2 separate regions of the Mus musculus genome follow, and region 1 is linked to region 2. Evidence: chromatin contacts called from ENCODE Hi-C or POLR2A ChIA-PET data. All regions are on one chromosome and are shown on one strand. The core of a region is the stretch at or near the end of the contact, and the rest is flanking DNA. Distances in the headings are between cores, read along the strand shown. Region 1 holds the start of Dusp19 (dual specificity phosphatase 19). Region 2 holds the start of Nckap1 (NCK-associated protein 1).

Evidence for each region. Hi-C counts contacts between places; a loop is a spot of excess contacts on that map. ChIA-PET counts read pairs that join two places held with the same protein, here RNA polymerase II (POLR2A).
Region 1: a loop to region 2 is called in a map of heart, with 6 times the contacts of the local background. The contact joins the promoter of Dusp19 here to the promoter of Nckap1 in region 2. A Hi-C loop is called at or near these places in 13 of 37 maps with a recorded cell type or tissue (T-helper 1 cell, adrenal gland, gastrocnemius and 2 more). POLR2A ChIA-PET finds 5 or more read pairs at or near these places in 4 of 5 experiments (Patski and embryonic stem cell).

The regions. Positions count from the first base shown.
Region 1 is chr2:80,615,591-80,618,910 of GRCm38, forward strand. It overlaps Dusp19 (dual specificity phosphatase 19), which reads left to right and starts at 1,624. Exons shown (of 4, transcript NM_024438.4): 1 at 1,624-2,016. The coding sequence starts at 1,794.
Region 2 is chr2:80,579,567-80,583,150 of GRCm38, forward strand. Nckap1 (NCK-associated protein 1) reads right to left here and starts at 1,616. Exons shown (of 31, transcript NM_016965.3): 1 at 1,292-1,616. The coding sequence starts at 1,399. It also overlaps the pseudogene Gm13688.

The sequences.
Region 1 (3,320 bases), core at 374-2,873, 36 kb after region 2:
ATGTGTGCCACCACTGCCCAGCTTATTTCTCTTTTTAATGTGATGCTGATACATTATTAATTATTAATCAGCATTAATCAGAGTTAATTATTACTGTATTTAATCCATGCAGCACCCAGTTCAATTAATATTTGTTAATACAGTTACTGTAATTTTGAGGGCAGTGCAGCATTCCATAGTAAAGAAACCATGTTTCTCCAGTTGTAAACTATATATATAGTTTGTGGTAAAGTAAAATGACATAATGTCTAAAGTATTGTTATATGCCGAGTGCATATCATTAAGTATGTGAAATTTGTTAGTAGAGTGCTGGGTATATAGTTAAGTGCTCATTGTTAGATACATGGATTGATTTATAGTTAGAGCTGTTTCTGAGGAGCCTGTGGTCAACTAAATGAAGCAAACAATTTACAGTTCACTTTGGAATCCCCAGTAGATATTGTGGGCAGATAACTCCATTTGAAGGAGAAAAACTTTGGCTCATATCTCAGGTGTCCATAACAAAAACTACAAACTGTGTAGCTTAAGCAAGAAAAATTTACTTCTTGTGGTTTGGAGGCCTAGAAGTCCAAAATCAAGGTGCTGGCCTAAGCAAGGCTCCTGGTGTGTTTGTTCCTCTTCCTTGACACCCACTTCTCCCAACATCCTTCCTTAATCTTGCTTCATCTAGTACAGTTTTCATGAAGCCATTAACCTTGTCGTATGTCTTAATATAATACTAATTATTTCCCAGAGGTCCTCGCTCCAAATATTTGAACACTTGGACTCATAATTCCAACTCATTTTGAAGGGGCACAAAAATTCAGCCCATAAACTTTGTTTCGAAAGCAACAAAATGTTTGTATGCAGTGCTGAAGAATACATTTTTCTAAATCTTAACGTTATGCACTGTACTTAAATGATCTTAAAATTCCATTTTATTAAGGGTTAATAAGGAAAATTTCAGTTGAAATCTTGCAGTCCCCGTTTGCAAAAAGCAATCGTCTTTTGTAAGCAGAATCGTCATTCTATTCATCTGTTTGGTAAATGTTTATGCTTTTCCCAACTACGTATAGACTTATTACCATTTACTCTGTATAAGGCGTTGAAAAGAAGGAATACACATATATTTTAACCCTTGCTAGTCTGTAGAAACATATACTTAAAACAACTTTTTAATGTAGATTCTATTCAGTTGGAGCCTCACTAGCAGACTCAGTGGTTCTATCTAGTCAATGTTTCTTCTAGAACTAACGGCAGAGAAAAAAGTGAAGGCAGAGGAAACGAGGGGCAGCCCCTGGGGCCTTAGGCTTTTGTGAGTGAGCCACAGGAGACTCACACTGGGGTGGGAAAAGGCCGTGAGGTCAGCTGCTGTCATCTCCGTAACCAGTCTAACACTTCCAGAAAAAACGAGACATCAGCTCTCTCCAAATGAGTCTTAGCAATGAATATTCCCCCACCCCCACTCCCGCTCCCCGGGTCCAAAACTAAGCTAAGATTAAAAAACCAAGAGTGAAGGAAGACACGCCCAGATAAAAAAGCATCTGAATAGATCCGGAAGACCCCCAACTTCCGTCAGATGAGAAACGGCATCCAATCGGCGCCCGTTTCTTAGCAGCCAATCAGCTCTCACCTTACAACGGTGCTCGGGAAGCAGGCCTGGGCTGTGCTCTTCTCTGGAAGGGGTGAGGTTGTCACTGCAGGGGCCAGCTCCAGTAAGTGGCTAGTGACTGACTAGCAGTGCAGTGCCTTTTTTGTTTTGTTTTTTATTTCTTTTTTCTTGAGCTTGCTGCTTTTCCTTCTCCGCTCATGTAATGCACTCCCTGAACCAAGAAATCAAAGCATTCTCCCGGGATAATCTCAGGAAGCAGTGCACCAGGGTGACCACGCTAACTGGAAAGAAACTTATAGAAACCTGGGAAGATGCCACAGTTCATGTTGTGGAGACAGAGCCCAGCGGTGGGGGTGGTTGTGGCTATGTGCAGGACCTTACCTTGGACCTGCAAGTTGGCGTTATTAAGCCCTGGTTGCTTCTGGGTGAGTAGACTGACTCGCCACTTCCTTGTGGAGTCCTAGGCTGGGTTCCTTTGCCATCAGCTTCCCCTATGCACACTAATTCCCTATGCACAATAATATCAGCTATCCTGATGTACAGTTGAAATGTTTACTTTTTTAGGTTAGGAACAAAATAGGGACGTGTCTGCCCGCACAACCTTCTTCTGAAAACATAGTAGCACTTTGACACCTGATGATTGAGTTTTAGAAGAAATGTTCCTCTGTTTTTCTAACTTTCTTTAAAAGATAATGGGATGTTGTATTTTCTTGTATTATAGAAAAGACTATATCCTTTAAAAAAAATGCAAAAAGCAAGTGGCTCCTTGGCTGTTGAAGGGATGTTGAGGGCACACGTCCTTCCTGTGGCTGCATCTGCTCGTGGTGCCTGTCTTTGGGTGTTAAACACAGGGCTTCTGCTTCATAGCTATGAACCCGATGGTCTTATTTCTTGTGCTATGGAAATACTGAGTTCGTATACAAGCATCGCCCACAGATAACAAAAGAAACAAGCTTGTAAGAGAACTCACTTGTTACCTTGTTGATCTGGGATGGTGTTCTGTAGAAACCAGCCTGTTCCATAAGTCTGCATTGGTGTGCATTTATGAATGAGAAATTAACACTTGGACACAGAACCAGGAGTTAGACACACCCACAATATGAACTATACACAGCATATAATTGTTTTAAAGATCTTCAAATAGGGATTATCTTTATATTACAAACAGGAATTGGCATTAATATTGGTTAAGTAATTTGCACAGGCAATAGATTCAGTAAATAGCAGAGATGTCCAAGGGGATTAGGTCTAAGTCTGACTGACTCTTGCACACCATCATAGTACTATGTTGTTTAAGGCTGGACTTACATTAGGTGTTCCAATTCATTTATCCTCTCAAAACTGCAAAAACCCATCTGCTTACATTATTTTTTAGTTTGTTTATTTTGTGTGCATGTGTGCATAAGTGTATGCGCGTGTAGTGTGTGTGTGCATGGCACTACACCTCCCCAGCTCCTGTCTGCTTTCACTGAAGGGACATCCTATAAGGTTGTTTTGGCATTGTGATTTTTTTTTTTCTTTTGGCAAAACTCAAGTCCCACCATGTATCCTAAGAACTGTCACATACATTTTCTCTAGATTGACTCAATGAATAGGACCAGATAAAATTTGCAGTTTAGAGAAAAGAAAAATACCATCTTCTAACCAATGAAAAGCAGAAAGTGAAGTGACTTTTGGCTGAGCTGGCTAGTTCAGATCTTATGTCTTCATCTAAGAATGAGATTATTTA
Region 2 (3,584 bases), core at 366-2,865:
GCAACGTATACAAGCTTAATTCTTCCAACCCCCATGAAGTTACGATCAAGGGGTGGATGTCATGGTCATGGCACAAACGCAATGGGTTCTTCCTAGCTCCAAACTGTGCTGGGTGTAGAGACAATCATTAAAGCCAAGTGAGTAACCAGAACAACACAGCTATCCCATTCCCAACGTTTACTATTATTCATTTAGAGAGTGTGCTTCAGAATTGCAGTGTCAAAAGCTAACTGTATAAACTGAATAAAACAAGTTTATACTGGAATGCTTTGATTCTAAATTTTAAAAAGAATCTTCAGGATACTCACAAGCAACCTATATCCTTTTGATATGGTCAAAAGTATATTTCACGATATATAGATAGATAGATAGATACACACACACACACACACACATATATAATTTTATAAACAAGATTATTAAAGAAAAGACACAGATACACAGAACCCCGCAAGGATGGACTGGTATAAAGTGTACCAAAAGGAAACTTTTTCTCTTTACCAAATTCAGTGAGGCTTAAAATAAATGGATTTGAGGTTGTTTCCCTCTAAGGTAAATTAATGGCAATCCTTTTCCACCTTTAGATCTACTTTTCTTCACTTCGATACAGCCTTCCACTCCCTAATCTGAAGACACTCAGATTTTCAATGGGTCCACTGTCTAGTTGCTCAAATCCTCGTACTATGTTGCGAAGGAGATAGCAACGGGAGCACACTCGGTCTTTATTTTATACAGCCATTGTACTTTAAGGAATGGTGCTTTGGTGCTAATCAGATAGGGTTGGGAAAACTAAAATGAGGAGGAGTAGGGAGTAAAGGTGGTTATTCCTGTTCTAGTGACTCACAGCCTACAAGTATTTCAGACGAAAACCGGTTCCACCCTCACTTCCCCCTCCGGTCCATCTTCAAAATGAAATTATCCCAAACGTCAACACGCTGTCGTGGGGGTGAGGGGCTTGATTCAGGGAACGAAAAATCAAGTGGCCAAGTGGGGACCAGAGGGTCGATCGCCGCATTCCCACACTCGCAAGCCAAGAACCCCGGGCCCGTTCGCCGCAGCCCGGGAAGGCCGCGCGCCCTCCTTTCCTCCCCGCAAACCAGAGCGCCGCGGCGGCCATGCGCGGCCCGGCCGGTTCCCGCCGCCGGGAGCCGGGAAATGGCTCCCGCCTGCCCGCCCCGCGGCTCACTCTAGGCCGCGGCGCATCCCGGAGGCCCCGCGCGAGCAGGCCGAGCTGGCGCCCGCGGCCTTTTCCCCCGCCGCACCCCGCCCGGCCTCGCCGGCCCGTGCGCACCTTCTTGATGTTGTAGAGGCGCGTGAGCATGCCGACGCCCCGGTCGTTGAGGATGGTGAGCTTCTCCGCCAGCTTCTGCTGACTGGGCTGCAGCACGGAGCGCGACATGGTGCGGCCGCCGCCGCCGCCACCGCCGCCGGGCGCGCTACTCCCCGGCTCGCCGCCTCCCTCAGGCCCGCCCGCCTGCCCGCCCGCGACCTCCGCCTCAGCGCGGCGCGCCCATGCCGTGCGCCCACCCGCGCCGTGACACAGCAGCCGCGGCGCTCGCTTCCGCCCGCCGCCCTTCCGCCTCCACCCGCGGCGCTCTCCGCCCCAGTACACCCCCCACTCCCGGGCCGCCTTTCCCGGCTCCTCCGCTAGGTGTGGCGGCGGCGGCGGCGGCTGAGAACGAGTCGGCTTCCCGCAGCCGGGACCGGCGCTCGGTCACCTGATCGGCCGCGCCGGCGCCCCCGCGAGGCCGCCGGGAGAACTGCGGCCGGAGCCCGGGGTCCGGAGCGCCCCGCCCCGCCTCCTCCGCTCCGGGGACCCCCAAGCCGCGGTCCTGGACTTCCCCCGAAGTTGTCCCCGCTCCCCACGCCCCAGGGCCCGCACCGCCGTGGGGACGGGGACGGTGTGTTTCGGGAGACTTTGGCCCCGAGAGGAGCCTGGCGGCTCCGAGCTTGTTTTCCTCCCACGCCTTGACAGACGCTCCAGGGAGAACGCGGCAGATGTGTGCTCCGCACGGCGGGCAGCGCCTCGCCACCTCCCGGTGCTCGCTCCCGCCTCCAGCTGGCTTCGGAGGAAGGAGGTCGGAAGTAAGGGCAGCTCGAGTTCCTTAGATTATTATGAAGGGACTTATCATGGACCAGCACCCATCCGGAGGAGACACGAATAGGCTCTGGCATGTGGTAAGCAAAATAAAAAAGCAAAATAAAAAACAAAACAAATTTTGTTCCGAGTAAGAGGGTTCGCTCCCAGCCTCCACCATAAATCCCAATCGTTTCTGGAATTCTACTTTTCCACCCCATCACCAACCAAATATTGTTTGTCATCATCTCACTCCGTGTCCACTCCTCATCACACAGGGTTTCAAACTGGAACAAATTGTGTCTCCATGTGAATGACTACAATGAAAACTTGCACTCCAGGGGACTTGGGATATTTGGGGCTTTACCTAATATAGTCTAATTGTGTATCGTATTCATGAATTTAAATCAATCAACCCACCACCTTCTATAACAAGGCATTCTGAAGTTAGTAAGAAAATGGATTCACAGGCGGACAGTGGTGTTGCACACCTTTAATCCCAGCACTTGGGAGGCAGAGACAGACAGATTTCTGAGTTCGAGGCCAGCCTGGTCTACAGAGTGAGTTCCAGGACAGCCAGGACTATACAGAGAAACCAGTATTGAAAAACCAAAAAAAAAAAAAAAAAAAAAAATGGATTCACCAAAGCAACTTTGTAGTGAAATGTAACAAATTGTTTCTAAGACATTTTAAAAAGCTACTGTAGCGCCTAGTCTTCCAGAACTCTACCAGAGAGTATACAGAATTCCTTAAGGGCTGTTTAATACTCCTGGTGAAGGCTGGGCATGGTGGCACATGCCTTTCTTCTCAGCACTTGGGAGGCAGAGGTAGGCCAGGACTATACAGAGAAACTCTGTCTCTAAAGACTTCTGACACTCAGGGGGCAGAGGTGGGCAGCCAGAGGTACACAGAAAAATCCTGTCTCAAAACAAAAAAAGTTCTAGTCCTGCCAAAAACATCTTAACATTTATCTGTCGGTGTGCAGTCTACATAGAGCTACATACCTTGAATGTATATTCTTTCTCTACCTCCACCCCCCCCTCCGTTCACGTCTCTCTCTTTTCATCTCAAAGACCATCTATTTAGCTCTATTGAGCTCTATTGAGCTATTTGTTCTGTTATTGACTAATTGAGGCATTTAACTTACTTGGTTTCTTGATAAGCTGGTAGTTAGCATTTAAGTTTACCGGAGGCTGGGGGCTGAAGTCTGAGACAATTAAGAGGACACTGAGAAGGAAACGCTGCTGTGAGGGATTGGGGACAGCCAGGTAAGAAAATGTACATGTGCTGGGTGGAACGAGCGGTGTGTGTGTCTTTAGGAAACCGGGATCATTTCTATCAAGACGGCGGACAACAGCATTTTTTAAAGATTTTATTTTATTTTATTTTATGTGTATTTTGACCTCCATGAATAAATGCACTGTGCTCAAGTCTGGTGTACCCAGAGGCCAGAATAGGCTGTCAGATGTAAAACAACTCTTACAGAACTTTTGTTTCTTTGTAGTTT